2 separate regions of the Homo sapiens genome follow, and region 2 is linked to region 1. Evidence: chromatin loops called from intact Hi-C (ENCODE). Cell type or tissue: Calu3. All regions are shown on one strand.

Region 1 (8,000 bases):
ATAACTTATTGAGAACTTATTGTTAGTGAAAGACTTTTCCTGGATTATCTCATGCTGAGAAATTATTCCTAGTATTATTTGAATGTTATAGATAAGGAAATGAGGCTCAGATAGCTTAAGCAATTGGCCCAAGGTCACAGGTCGTAAGGAACAGGGGCAGGAACTGAATTCAAGAGGGCTGAACCCAAGATCCAGGTCTTACCCACTGTGGCACAGAGTAGCAAATGTATCACAGCTGTGACCAGTGACATGCTGTATAAACAAGCTATGATTCGAAGCCTCTCTAACCCTTTACAGTGACAATATCATGCTTTGATTCACATAAGTTGGTACTAGAAAGCTTCTTAGAGATCATCTAGTACAACTCTTTCTATTTTCTTCAAAAGAAATTATGTTAGGATGAAGTTAAGTCATACCACCTGGAAAAGAAGTTTCTTTTTCCTCTATATCTCAGTTTTAGTGTGAATGGTCTAGGTCTTCAGGGTAAATTTGCTCCTCATGATCACTCAAGGACTGAGATTCCTTTTAGGAAATTGCTGTGCCCTCTCATAGGGCTTTGTCATCAAAGCGAGGCCACCATGTCCAAGTTCCAGCCAGCAAGAAGCGGGAAGAGAGCACGCACGAGGTACATCTAGGCTCAGCCTTCCAAAACCTTAATGAAAACAGAAGGGGAAAGGAGAAAGAAGCCCCAGAGGGCAGGAATAAATGGTGAAAAGAGAACATGACATTCCTTTGTTTTTGTGGTAGGAGGTGATATTATGGGCTGAAAGTAGAGAATTTTATCAGCCGGGGGTTAAAAAATATACACCAGAGAACAAAACTGCTTCATGTCTTTTCCCTCTTTTTTCTTTCTGTCCACCTCCTCTTATTACAAGTGTACTTACGAGGAAGGGAAAGGCTGGTGCATGTCAGTGAGCCAGCACCTCATCCCTCCAAAGAAAAGGAGCACTGAAAAGTGGGACGTGCTTTTATCCTGAAATGGTTAACAGGGATGCTGGGACTGAGGTTTTTCTGGTTAATGGAACTTTCAATTAAGCCATTGATCAGAAAATTATTTTGCTTGTTTTGTATCTTTAAGTAAATTTTTAAAAGTAAGTGATGCAGTCACATTGTTTAGAAATGAAAATGATATTAAAAGATATACACAGAGATGAGTATCAGAGGAACACACCCCTGTTCCCAATCCTGTTGTGAAAATGCACTGGTCAGTTAAGGAGATTATTTTATTCTGGCTACTGTAATAGTGAGAATGTTTATCAACAAGGAATGTTTCTAAGAGAAGGCAAGGGGCAGATAAGCAAGGGCGTCACCATGCATGGGTCTCATGGGATTCCTGAGAAGGACAGAGTTGGATCTTACCTCAGACAGCAGGTGCTCTTTGCTGGTTCCTGGCACACAAAGAATTGGGTATTTCTTTTTTTTGATTATTATTTTAGATGGAGTCTCTCTCTGTCACCCAGGCTGGAGTGCAGTGGTGCGATCTCGGCTCACTGCAACCTCCACCTCCCAGGTTCAAGCAATTCTCCTGCCTCAGCCTCCCGAGTAGCTGAAACTACAGGCGCCCACCACTACACCTGGCTAATTTTTGGATTTTTAGTAGAGACAGGGTTTCACCATATTGGCCAGGCTGGTCTCGAACTCCTGATCTCAGGTGATCTGCCTGCCTCAGTCTCCCAAAGTGTTGGGATTACAGGTGTAAGCCACCTTGCCCAGTGGGTTGGGAATTTCTTAACCTTCACTGTTTTCTGGAAGCACAGGGCTTAAAGTTTGACATTGTTAGTGTCTACCCCAAACTCCTCCTGCCCTCTATATGTGAATATTTTTATTGGTTTCTTACATGGTGACAGTATTTCCTAATACAAATGCAAGTAAGTATGAATATATATTCTTATCTTCCCCTTTCTTCCACAAAGAGTAGTATAAGTAAATATATCTTCTCCAAATTTCTTATTTCATTTTATTGTATATCCTGGATATCTTTCCACAATCATATGGAGAGTTTTTTATTTTCCTCATTTTCCCCACTGCGTAATGTTCCATTGTACCACAGTTATTTAACCAGTTCCCTATGACACTTGAATTACTTCTAACATTTTGCTATTATAAACAATGTTTCAGTTAATAACTAGTACATATATCGTACATGGACAGGCATAGCTCCAGGATACATTCCCAGAAGTGAGACTGGTGGGTCAAAGAGTCAATATATTTGTAATTTCTGTAAATATTGTCAAATTGCTCTCTATATGGGTTGGACTATTTTGTCTTCCTACCCGCATTGTAAGGGTGTGCTGTGTTCCCGCTGCCTTACCAACAGAGTGTGTTGTTAAGTGGAATTTTTCTAATCCCCATTTGTTAAGAAATACCATTTACAAGTAGTTTTAATTTGCACTTCTCATAAAAATATATATTTGATTCAACTATTGTGAAAAATAACTTAGAAACTAGCCAGGTGCAGTGGCTCATGCCTATAAGAGATCCCTCAGGGGATCCTCCTGCCTTGGCTTCCCAGAGTACCAAGACAGGAGGATCTCTTGAGGCCAGGAGTTCAAGACCAGCCTGGGCAACATAGCAAGACTCTGTCAGTACAAAAAAAAAAAAAAAAAACAATTAGGCAGGTGTAGTGGTGCACCTGTAGTCCCAGCTACTCTGGAGACTGAGGTAGTAGGATCACTTAAGCCCAGAAATTCGAGGCTGTAGTGAGCCATGACCATGCCACTGAACTCCAGGCTGGGTGACAGAGCAACAGAGTAACACATCGTCTCTAAAAAAAGAGAGAAAGAAAGAAAATACACTCTACAGAAGACATTAACCCTTTGAATAATCAATGATCAGTTTCTCATCCCCACCAGTGCAAGCCCAAGTGAGCACTGCCATGCCACAGGAAAGAGTATTATCACGGTGGAGAGCAGCGTGTCTCAGAGTTCATGACGCAAATTTTACCAAGTTTGAGACACTGGGACACTTTACCAAGAAGCTAAAGAGGCTTCTTTATTTAATGACTCCTCAAAGCCTTTAAAACTTTTCTTTTTTTTTTTTAATGGATCGCTAGGAGGGGAGAATTTTGGACTTTAGTGGATCCCTTTTCTCAGAGAGTCTTCCATAGTTTCCTTGGAACACATTTTGGGAAACATTGCTGGAGAAGGTTTAGGAGGTTGAGTTGAATTTATACCCAGTTAAAGGCCAACCCTGAGAAGTCATTTTATTTAAGATAAAATCCCTACTGTTTTCTTATAACTTCTTTTTTTCTAATAATAGAGAAAAGGGGAGGATCTTGGTTAATGGAAGGTTTTTATTAGTTGGATTACCTGAGGTACAGGAGTCAGAATCCAGCCTTGGTTAGCGTCCCTCAGGGCCAGCCCAAGGAAATGAAGACATTGGCAAACTGCTGTGTCTTAGGCCTCTTTACTCCTTGGCTGGTTTGCTTAGTGCCCCCATCACAAACAAGCTGGCAGGGAAAGATCTGAAAACTCATTTGCTCTAAGATGGTGTTTGTTCATTTGCTCAGTTGAACAAATTGTTACTTATTGAACAATTTCTAAATTTATTGCTTTGTGCTGGGTCCCTGAGGTGGTCCCAGAAGAAATGTAAGGCTCCAGTGCACTCTCCAGCAGGCCCTGATCTCCTTAGGAGGGTAAAATATGCCCAGCAGTGAGCTAACAATGTAAGTGTGATTAAGTGGCAAGATGAGACTTAGGATAATGTTACTTCTCCCGGGTAGCTCCTCTCTTGGGAGTCTGCTTTTTAACCCTCTGGTTAATGCTTTATTGGGAGCTCTAGTTGTGGAATTTCCTAAATTCCACAAGCCAAGATAAGGAGGTATTTTCCTTCTTTTCTTTTTTGGTGAGCAGTTGTTCTCTTGTAGTTGGTTCTGGATGACTCCCACAGTGAGGCCAGCCAGCTGCTTTTGGGCATCAGAGAGGGCTGCCTGCTGGGCCACCATGGGTAATGCTTCTGTAGCCTTTAGCTCCACCTAAGGTGTATCTCTGCTAATTGCAATAATCTTGTCAATAATATACAAATGAGGGAGAAAAGGCCTAGTCTACTTTATTTTTTTGTCCCAGTTCTCTTTTCACCTCCAAATTTGTCTTTAGTACATTGTGGCCACAAATTCCTTTGGCAGAAGGTAAAATAAGTAGGTTCTCAATTTGAGCACTGATGAGTAGTTTCTTGGAGCAGTCTAAAAAGAAATGTGGTTTTTGACAGCAGCTAAAAAGAGGACATATTAGAAATGCCAAATTGCTGTTATAAAGAACTGGCTTCTGGCAAGGGACTGAACAATTCAGACTTCAAGGATATGTAGACATGTTTTGAAAGTTCTTGTTTAAATATGATCTCAGGAAGTTAGAAGCAGGAAGTCAAGCCAACTAGATAAACTTTAAATGCATACGACTTCATCTTGAAATCTTACTCACAAAAAGTAGTTTTATAATAAAATACTGTGGCCAAATGCTTATTTACAAAGATGTTTGTCTCAACATTATTTATAGTGGTGAAAAATTTGAAAACCATTTCAATGTCCAGTGGATAAATGGCTGATTAAATAAACTCAAACAGGCATAAAAATTATGAAAAACAAAGTCTCATTCTGTCACTGATATAGTTTGGATATTTATCCCCCCCAAATCTCATATTGAAATATAATCCCCAGTGCTGGAGGTGGGGCCTGATGGGAGGTGATTGGATCATGAAGGGGAATTTTTCATGAATCGTTTAGTACCATCCCCTTGGTGCTGTCCTCATGATAGTGAATGAGTTATTGTGAGATCTGGTTGTTTAAAAGTGTGCGGTACCTTCCCCCACTCCTCTCTCTTGCTCCTGCTCTTGCCATGTGACATGCCCGCTCCCACTTTGCCTTCTGCCATGATTATGGGCTTCCCCAGGCCTCCCCAAAAGCCAGGCAGATGCCAGCACCATGCTTCCTGTAAAGCCTAGAGAACCGTGAACCAATTAAACCTCTTCTTTGTAAATTACCCAATCTCAGGTATTTCTTTTTTTCTTTTTTTTTTTTTTTTTTTTGAGACGGAGTCTCGCTCTGTCGCCCAGACTGGAGTGCAGTGGCGCCATCTCGGCTCACTGCAAGCTCCGCCTCCCGGGTTCACGCCATTCTCCTGCCTCAGCCTCCCGAGTAGCTGGGACTACAGGCATGTGCCACCATGCCCGGCTAATTTTTTGTATTTTTCAGTAGAGATGGGGTTTCACCATGTTAGCCAGGATGGTCTCGATCTCCTGACCTCGTGATCCACTCGCCTCGGCCTCCCACAGTGCTGGGATTACAGGCGTGAGCCACCGTGCCCGGCCAGGTATTTCTTTATAGCAACAAAAAAAGGCCTAACACAGTCACCCAGCTGGAGTGCAATGGTACAGTCATAGCTCACTGTACCCTCGAAGTCCTAGGCTCAAGTGATTCTCTCACATTGGCCTCCTAAGTAGCTGGGACTACAGGCATGCACTATAACACCTGGCTAATTTTGTGTGTGTCTGTGACGGAGTCTCGCTCTGTCGCCAGGCTGGAGTGCGGTGGCGTGATCTCGGCTCGCTGCAACCTCCGACTCCCTGATTCAAGCTATTCTGTCTCAGCCTCCCTAGTAGCTGGGATTACAGGCATGCGCCACCATGGCCGGCTAATTTTTTGTATTTTCAGTAGTGACGGGGTTTCACCATGTTGGCCAACACCTGGCTAATTTTTTCATTTTTTTGTAGAGATGGACTCTCACTATGTTGCCCAGGCTGGTCTTGAACTCCTGGCCTCAAGGGGTCTTCTTGCCTCAACCTCCCAAGTACTAGGATTACAGGTGTGAGCCATCGTGGCTGGCCAAAAATTGGGTTTTTAAAGAATTCTCTCTTTTTTTTTTTTTTGAGGTGGAGTCTCACTCTCTTGCCCAGGCTGCAGTGAAATGGCACAATCTCGGCTCACTGCAACCTCCGTCTCCCAGGTTCAAGTGATTCTTCTGCCTCAGCCTCCCGCCTAGTTGGGATTACAGGCACCTGCCATCATGCCCGGCTAATTTTTGTACTTTTGTGGAGACGGGGTTTCACCATGTTGGCCAGGCTGGTCTCGAACTCCTGACCTCAGGTGATCCGCCGGCCTGGGCCTCCTAAAGTGCTGGGATTACAGGCGTGAGCTGCCACGCCCGGCCAAGAATTCTTTTTTTTTTTCTTTTTGAGACGGAGTCTCACTCTGTCGCCAGGCTGGAGTGCAGTGGTGCAATCTCAGCTCACTGCAATCTCCGCCCCCTGGGTTCAAGCGATTCCCCTGCCTCAGCCTCCCGAGTAGCTAGGACTACAAGCGGGTACCACCATGCCCGGCTAATTTTTTGTATTTTAATAGAGACAGGGTTTCACCATGTTGGCCAGGATGGTCTTGATTTCCTGACCTCGTGATCCACCCACCTCTGCCTCCCAAAGTGCCGGGATTGCAGACATAAGCCACTGCTCCTGGCCAGGAATTCTTAATTCTTGTCTATATTGTTTAGAATATATATATATGTGCATAGAAAAAAACACTGTAAGAAAATACTATTAACATGTTAACAGTGGATTTCTCTACTAATAATGATTTCTATTTTTAAATTTCTTTTTCTTCCAGAACTTCTATAGTAAGAATGTATCTCATCTTCATAATCAGAAAAAATTTTAATGAGTATTACTTTTAAAAATAATTTATATCTAACTATATAACATTAATGTTATGAGAATTAAAACAATGTAGCTTAAGTAGAACGAATTGTTATTGTGTTTTTGTTGTAAACATTGTTCCTGTCCTTGAAAAGGCTAAGTATATTTGTAGTAATAAAACCATGTAGAGTTTTTTTTTTCTGTGCTTCTATGACATATGGCTTACTGTTAGTATTTCTGTGAGGCAATTGAAAAGCTGTTCTCCATCATTGTTTACCAAATTTTCACAAATCCCTCTTGGAAAAACTAGTTGAAATCATGGTAATGCTAAGAAACCCTAATCCTCCTCCACCTACTCTCCTGGGCTTAAAAAAACATTCAATGCTAGGCTGCATGATCTAAAATAAACCTCCAGGGCAAAAGATTAAATTAGGGACTGGTTTGCTGCCCAGCAAGCCTGACATAGGATAGTCTTCTTACTGTTGCAATGAAACAAAAGTGGAAAAAGAATAGAAAAACCTAAGCAGTTCATAATTAGCCAGAGCAATTGGATGAATTCAGCAACTTCTATGTAAGTTAGAAACACACAAGACATTGTCCTATTATCCAGAAAAAGCCACTTTACTGTCTTAAGATTTTAAGTAAACATTTCCAAGTTGGTGCCAGAGGCATTAAAGAAATGGCAAACCTGTTTCTTTAAAATAGCATCAAAATCTTTTTTACATATTGAGCAGCAAAGCTGGAGGGGCCTCTTTCATGTATAGCAGCAAATTCCAGTGCTTCATTCAGAATTAAATCGTTTACCTCAGGGTTCCAGACAGTCTGGAACCCCAAAGTAAGCCCTTTTCCCAGGTGGCAGCTTGGTGTAGAGAATAGAGAGTTTGAAAACTCAAAAGCACCCGACAAATATAAGGGCTTATTATCTTTCTTCCCCAACTATGGAGCAGTCAAGAAAAATTAACCCTCTCATTTGTTACCCTCAATAACAGGGTTTAACTGATCTGTAGCCACGGATGGCTCAGATAATTGCCCTAATTAGTTTGGCACGAAAAGAGGTTGGGGTGGGGGATTTGGAGCTCAAATAATTAAGGCAAAATAAAAAGAAAAGAAAAAAGAGCTTATGCCTTACAGATTTGACATATGGATTCCAGATGTTATGGAAGACATTTTACTGCTAAGGCTTTTAGGCCACTTTTTTGTGGTTAAGGACAGGATTGGAAGGGAAGGCCTCAAGGCAGAACAGCCTGAAAAAGGAGGGAAAGATCCTACTGATCATTACTGAACACCTCAGGGTGTATGTATGTGTACCGGTATATATCTCCAAACTGAAAACTAGCAGCAGGGTCTTAAAATGCCCCTAGACTGGGGGTGTTGGGGGAAGG
Region 2 (8,000 bases), 130 kb before region 1:
TAGCAATTAAATCTAATATAACTAAATGAAAGAATGTTATGGATTGTTGCTAGCTTAAAAATTGTTTTATAGAGTTAAATGTTATGTAAAGAAGAATTAACTAAGCTTTGTGGTTGATAACGTTGTATAGCATTATCCATAGTTCTTCTTCACATTCTCATATTTGTAAATTTGTAATATATGTTATTTATATTCAGTTTTATCTAAGAATTTTGAAGATTACAACATTTAATTGGGAAAGCCTCTTTTTAAAAGTAGAAGAGTTTTTACATTTTTATTGTATATTTATAAAAAGTGTTTTTATAAACAACTCGGTAGCTACTTTGAAGAAGATTTACTTAAATAAAATTACATCTCCCAGTTTATAGAACTAAGAATTCGTAATGAAACAGGAAATATGAAGAGTAATATCATTATCTAGCATCCAAATGTTGGACAAACTTTCCCATTCCAAATCCTTTGACCCCAGTGGAAACAATGACACCATACGCCACAGAAAAAGGTGTGGAGTGGCAGAAGAAGGCACAAGTGATGTTAGTAGCAGCCATGGGCCAGGGATGAGGGAGACATGATTAATCCTGTGAGCATGTGTTGGGGAAGATTCTGTGACTACAGGCAATGAGAATTGACTGTGGCTAACTTAAGGGAAAGAAATAAGCTTATTGGAAATAAATGTATTGGATATTTATGCCAATACTCTACTGAGTGCTTTAATGGGTTAACTATTTTTATATTTGCAACAACCCTGAAAAATATTTACAGATAGAAAATATGAGGTGCGAGATTGCGCCATTGCACTCTAGCCTGGGCAACAAGAGTGAAACTCTGTCTCAAAAAAAAAAAAAGAAAAAGAAAAAGAAAGAAAGAAAAGAAAATATGAGGCTCTGAAGGCAAATTCATATTCCACCTATAGCTGACTAAATATAGAGTGAGTTATATGTAACACTACTGAATGTCCTATATTGTAGCTAGTAAGTAATGACATTCCTGAATCAAAGGAAGAGCTGACTTGGGCCTTGGAAACAGCCCCAGAGATTTGGGTAGCAGGAACAAATGGCCAGCCCCTTTTCTCTGAATGAATCAGTGCCAATCATTGTGTCCCGCTGCTCAAGATTCAAATTAACTGGAAGGGGTGTGCCTGGCTCCTACTGTATCATGAACCCATCCCTTTAGCCAGGAAAGAAATGACAGAGCACCTTGAGTGACGATCCCAACCTGACTGCATGTAATGGAGAACGGGGTGGTTCCCCAAAGAACCACTAGAATGCCCCGTCTCTACTAAAAATACAAAAAATTAGCTGGGCATGGTGGCACATGCCTGTAGTCCCAGCTACTCAGGAGACTGAGGCAGGAGAATCACTTGAACCCAGGAGGCGGAGGTTTCAGTGAGCCGAGATCATGCCACTGCACTCCAGCCTGGGTACTTCTTGTCTTGTTGGGTGCCTACTGTGTACAAAGCACATTATATCCAACTCTGTGTATGTTATTTTCACTATATCACTTTTAAGATTATGTAACTTTGATGAAACACCAAAAGTGCAAGCAATGAAAGAAAAAAATAGATAAATTGGACTTCATCAAAATTAAAACTTTTTGAGCTTCCAAAGTTACTACCAATAAAGTGCAAAGACAACCACAGAATAGGAAAAAATATTTACAAATCATATATCTGATAAAAGACTTGTATCCAGAATATATAAAAGAACTCTTACCATGCAACAATAAAAACCCAAATGACCCAATTAAAAAGTGAACAAAGGTTCTCAGTAGATATTTCCCCAAAGAAGATACACAAATGGTCAATAAGCACATAAAAAGATGCTCAATATCATTAGCTGTCAGGGGAAGGCAAATAATGAGACCTAGAATAGCCAAAACAATCTTGTCAAGGAAGAAAAAAGTTGGAGGACTCACACTTCCAAATTTCTAAACTGTCTACAAAGCTATAGTAATAGAGACAGATGTACTAGAACTAGCATAACAATAGATACATAGATCAATGAAATAGACCTGAGAGTCCAGAAATGAACCCATACATCTTTGGCCAACTGATTTTCAACAAGGATGCCAAGACAATTCAATGGATAAAGAATAATCTTTTCAACAAATGGTGCTGGGACAACTGGATATCCACGTGCAAAATATAACGTTGGATTCCTATCTCACCCTATATACAAACGTTTAAAATGGAATAATGACCTAAATGTAAGAGCTAAAACTAGAAAACTCTTAGAAGAAAACATAGTCACGTATCTTCATGACTTTGAATTGAGGGGTGATTTCTTAGACATTACAACAAAAGCACAAATGCAACCCAAAACTACTTTTGATGAAATACAACTTTATACCCACTACAATGGCTATAATCAAAAGACAAAAAGCAACAAGTGTTGGTGAACGTGCAGAGATTTGGATAAATTGTAGTGATTACACATTGCTGATAGAATGTAAAAATGGTGCAGTTGCTTTGGAAAACAATCTGGCAGTTCCTCAAAAGATTAAACACAGAGTTACCATTTAACCCAGCAATTCCAGTCCTAGATACACCCAAGAGAAATGCAAACATATACAAATGTTCACTGGCAGCATTTATAATAGTGAAAAAGCTGTGGTGGGGAGGTGCAGAATTCAAATTTATTTATCAAATGTACTGATGAGTGGATACATAAAATGTAGTATACCCACACAATGGAATATTCATCAGTAAGGAGTAACGAAGTCCTGATACGTGCCAGCCACAACACAAATGAGCCTTAAAAACATGCTAAGAGAAAAATGGCAGTTACAAAAGACCATATATGATTCATTTTATTAAATGTCCAGCATAGTAAAATCTATAGAGCTAAGAAGCAGATCAGTAGTTGTCTAGGGCTGGTGGGATGGCTTGGGAAAAACTGCTAATAGGAAGCAACTGCTAATCTGCATGAGGTTTTTTGGTGAGGTGGGAGAGTGTGATGAAAATCTTCTAAAATTGATTGTGGTGATGGCTTCCCAACTCTGTGACTATATTGAAAACCATTGAGTTATACACTTTAATTGGATGAATGTTGTAGTATATGATTTATATCTAAATAAAACTTACATTTTTAAAAGATTGCATCAAACTCAATTCTCATATGTTATTAGTCCCAAGATGAGGGAGGCTGTTAACTCAATAAACAGTTTAATTCTCTAAAATATAAAGTACAAAGCTGTCTTGTTTCATAAAAATCTTAGTTTCAGATACATTAAAATATAGCCATGGTCACAATGCTAATATGTAGCAGCATTAATGGTAGTCCTGAGGCTGCACCTCTTGTTTGTACTTAATAAAAAATATATATAAATTTTTTTTAGCACAATATGTTTTTGGGATATTAGACCACAGAAACCTTTAACCCCCCAAACAACAGAGAAAAAGAAGGAGGAAAGTATTGAAATTCCTTTTGATGTACCATCTACTTTTTTGCATCTGGATCTCTCCTGGAAACCTCTCACTAAGGTAAGTAATGTGGGGTTTTTAGTCCATCCTGCTTGCATAATACACTATTTACTTTGCATGCATAGACATACATATACACACACTCTCTAAAAGTAGAGCAGCTCAGATTAACACAAGACTGTACAATTTGTGTTTATTCAACCAATAAATTCCTTGATTGGGAGGATTTTTAGTTTTATTTTATTTTTAATTGATACATGTTATTGTATATATTTACACAGATTTACTTTGTGTAATCTGTGTAATACACACATACACTGTGTATGATTTACACAGATTTACTTTGGAAAGCTGACAATGAAGAAGTATATGGTTGCTGATGTAGCTGATGTTTGCAATATACAGAAAAAGGGAGCAGAAAAACATTTCAGTCATTCTAACTGTGCCAATAACAATGATAAGTTTCAGAGTTCCTGGGAGAGCTTCAAGCTCTCATTATTTTTTAATTATTATTTTTGGATTCAGGGGGTACATGTGCAGGTTTGTCCCATGGTTATATTGTATAATTTTGGGGTTTGGGCTTCTGCTGAACCCATCACCCAGGTAGTGAACATAGTACCCAATAGGTGGTTTTTCAACCTTTGCCTCCCTTCTTTCCTTCCCCCTTACAAGTTATTTTGATGCCTCTTTAGATCCAGGTAGAAATCAAAATCATCATGAATTCAAGATTGATATTTCATGTATAAACAAGCCACAATTTCCAAATGGTGTGTGTAATAATTATCCAATAGCATGTCAGTTGCCTGAAAATTGGTTGGTGCTCAAGTTAGTCCAGAAAAGCTAATTTTCCTCCCTACTGTAGCCAAAATTCTGCCTATCAAAATTTTGCCTATCAATAGAAGGAACTGGTATTGTTCCTTCTGTACGTTTTTTGGGATATTAGACCACGGAAAGCTTGATAATACCTATGACCAAACAGAACTGAAAATTAACTGAATGAGAAGTTGTTTGTATTTATCTCACATAGCAGAGCTTGAAGAAAAGCAGTTTTAATTTGAGAAAAATATGGCTATGGACAAGATATGTGTGGAAAATATAAATGGACTTCAAACTTGATGGCTCTCTTTCTTTAGAATGTCTAGTTTTAAGTTTAACTTAATACTTTTCTTCTGATTTATAAATATCACAAGAATTATATTATTTTGTATTTGCTCCCAATGGAAGAGAGAACATGGAGGAATAAGAATATTGCTGAGATAACTGGGAAATAATTGGAAAGAGAAGATTATAAATTTGGGGGACTGGGGGTAGGATCTACTGAGCTATGAATAGTTCAAACAAACAACCCCAAACTCATCTAAGAATAATTGCATAGCATGTGGACAAACATCCTGAAGGAGAAAGGGCTGAGGGAGCTGTGAGGGAAAACTGTGAAGTGTGACAGTTTCTCTTTCCAGCCACCAGGATGCAGTGCAGGCCCAGGGCCTTCTGGAACTCCAGTGCATGTGTTCCTGAGAGGACTTGGAGGTGGCCAAGCAGATGCAAGGTCCCTGCACAACTTTCTGGGGTCTCATTTAACTGAATGATTTAGGGAACAGGGTAACAAGTAATTATTTTATATTAAAACTCTTAAGGATGTATTATGGAATACAATACAAGGCATTTTTCAGAAAGAAAATGACACATGAGAATTTGGGATGTGGAAATGTGTCCTCAGACAAGCTCCTTTCTGTAGCTGGGTTTAGAAATGTGGTTTAGGTGCTTTCCATGGAGGAAAGAAACTAGAAATTTGAGGGAGGAAAGGGAAGGAAGAAAAAAAAGGAGGTGGGTTTCCTTCAATATGGGAGCAGAAGGGAAAGGCAAGAATAAATTACCCAAGGATAATTTCAGGATATGTGGAAATAATCTTTGCTATATGTTCTCCCAAAAGGTAAGGCTGTCCAAGGGTGAAACAAGTTTAGACCACTGTCCAACCAAGATAAGCCTGAATGAAGACCATCTTCTTTGCAAAACACAAGGTAACTGCCTTTGCTTATTTAAAAAAAAAAAAAAGGCCGGGCGCGGTGGCTCACGCCTGTAATCCCAGCACTTCGGGAGGCTGAGGCGGGCGGATCACGAGGTCAGCAGATCGAGATCATCCTGGCTAACACGGTGAAACCCCGTCTCTACTAAAACTACAAAAAATTAGCCGGGCTTAGTGGCGGGCGCCTGTAGTCCCAGCTATCCCGGAGGCTGAGGCAGGAGAATGGCGTGAACCCGGGAGGCAGAGCTTGCAGTGAGCCGAGATCGTGCCACTGTACTCCAGTCCGGGCAACAGAGCGAGACTCCATCTCAAATAAATAAATAAATAAATAAATAAATAAATACATTTACTAATTTGAGTGTTAGTAGCTGATTATGACTAACGTGAGTTACTCACTAGGATAGTCTAATTTGTAAAAAGAATACAGAAAATCAAACCCTCCAATGTGGAACTTTATAATGGCAATAATAGCTATTGCCAACGCATTAAAATTGCCTATACACAAAAAAGATTCAGTTCATTTCAGCTTCTCAAAATATTTATTGAGCACATTTATGTGTCTTCAAAAACTCATTACATTAAAATAAAATGAAGCCCACTTAATGAATGTTACATGCTCAAAGAATAATGCTATAGGATGGAACACATCTGAAGTCTAGTAAAATAAGTTATGAAGTATCAAGAAACAAATTACCATTCTCAATTAGAATATAATTTTTAAAAATAATATTTATATGGCACCAAGATAAAACTGAATAAAGAAAGAAAACTGACTTTTAAATCTATCTCAACTCAACCCACACATCTTTGCTGAAATAATTGAAGGGGGCACATATAAGCTGTCAAAACTATTAAGATAAAGGTATGCATGAATATCCCACCTGGAGAGCAATGCATAATGAAAATGTTCGAGAATAACTAGCAATTGAAATATTTCCCAAACATTCGCCTTATCAAAAGGATTTCCATTTATGAATTTTTCAATGTTAAATGATAGAATATCTAAGAAAAACACATACCTAATACCCAGCTTGAGCAAAATTTCACTTTGAAGCCATGTGTTTTATTGATATAACCCAAAACCTCATGCTAAAAAATACTGATTCACTAAACTTTTATAGACATTGTCAAAGCATTATTAAAACATTGCATGCTGTTTCTCTATTAGGGCCTGCTTCATTCTAGAGGGAATCTAACGGGAGTTTTCTCCTTCTCCACCTCTCCTCCTCTTCCTTCTTTTCCTCCTCTTTTGTATTTGATCATTGGTTATAATGTATCACATTCCAGCCATGGTTCAGGTACGGTGCTACTATTGCACATACTTTCATTCATTTAACAGATATTTGTAATTTGCTTACTTTGTGCTAGGCCCCAGGGGTACGATGGTGAGCAAAAACAGATGCTAATGATCACAACAATCTGCAAGCTGGGAATTTCCATTACCATTTTATAATTAAGAAAACCAAGGCTGAGAGAGGTTAATATAACTTGTAAAAAGGTAACTTTATTAAATGTCCTAGTATTATTTTTTAACCTAATGAAAACAGGTGGCCAGGAGGATGAGACTACCTTTATCCAGTTTATAGGAAGGATATCAGTATCTCTTTTAAAGTGTGAGGGGTTTTTATTCATTTTTAACAACCACACTGAGGTATAATTGACATACAATGAACTGCATATTGTCAAAGTGTTTAATTTGATATGCTTTGACATATGTACACACCCATGAAACCATCAACATAATCAAGATAATGAACATATTCACCACTCCCAAAAGTTTATTCATAGAGGAATTCCCTTTGGGACACTTCCCTCCAGCACCTCCCTCACTCCCAGGCCACAACGGATCTACTTTCTGTCACTATACATTAGTTTTCATTATCTAGAATTTTATGTAAATCATACAGTATATACTCTTTTTTTTTTTAAGAGATGGGGGCTCACTCTGTCACCCAGGCTGGCATGGAGGGGCATGATCATAGTTCACTGCAGCGTCTAACTCCTGGGCTCAAGCAATCCTCCTGTCTTAGCCTCCTGAGTAGCCAGGACTACAAGCATGCGCCACCACATGCAGCAATCTGGCTTCTTTTAATCAGCATGATTATTTTAGAATTAATTCATGTTGTCTGAATGAATCCTTTTTATTACAGAGTGGCATTTCATTGTATGGATACACAACAGTGGTTTATCCATTCACCTGTTGATAAACATTTGGATTTTTAGCGTAGACCTATTACAAATAAAGCTTTTATGAACATTCATGTACAAGTCTTTGTATAGACATATGCCTTCATATTTTCCTGGGTACATCCCTAGGAATAGAATGGTTGTATTATATGGCAGGTGTATGTTTTACTTTTTCAGAAACTGCCAAAGCATTTTCCAGTTTTACCAGTTTACATTCCCACTAGCAGTGTATGGAGAGTTCCATTTTCTCCACATCCTTGCCAACAGTTGATATGGTTAATCCTTTTAATTTAACCATTCTAAAATATACAGTCGGATCTCATTTACACTTACCTAATGACTTAAGTTGTCAAGCAAATTTTCGCATGT

The links. Peaks named below come from ENCODE experiments on the same cell type or tissue, not always from the same donor. Only the 100,000 strongest peaks of a DNase experiment are listed, where the experiment ranks them.
Region 2: a loop joins it to region 1, with 13 times the contacts of the local background. A loop is called at or near these places in 91 of 110 quality-filtered maps.

Annotation. Positions count from the first base shown.
Region 1 is chr1:85,236,568-85,244,567 of GRCh38, forward strand. The region is part of intron 2 of LOC105378821 (a long non-coding RNA gene); the gene reads left to right. Among named protein-coding and RNA genes, the nearest start is that of C1orf52, 19 kb to the right of the region's middle. RefSeq lists a silencer at 3,930-3,999. In Calu3, no CTCF peak of the experiment used is centred here; a DNase peak (open chromatin) is centred at 3,934.
Region 2 is chr1:85,104,697-85,112,696 of GRCh38, forward strand. DNAI3 (dynein axonemal intermediate chain 3) reads left to right here. Exons shown (of 23, transcript NM_145172.5): 15 at 3,337-3,481; 16 at 5,352-5,439. Among named protein-coding and RNA genes, the nearest start is that of MIR4423, 25 kb to the right of the region's middle. In Calu3, a CTCF peak has its summit at 4,895; a DNase peak (open chromatin) is centred at 4,895.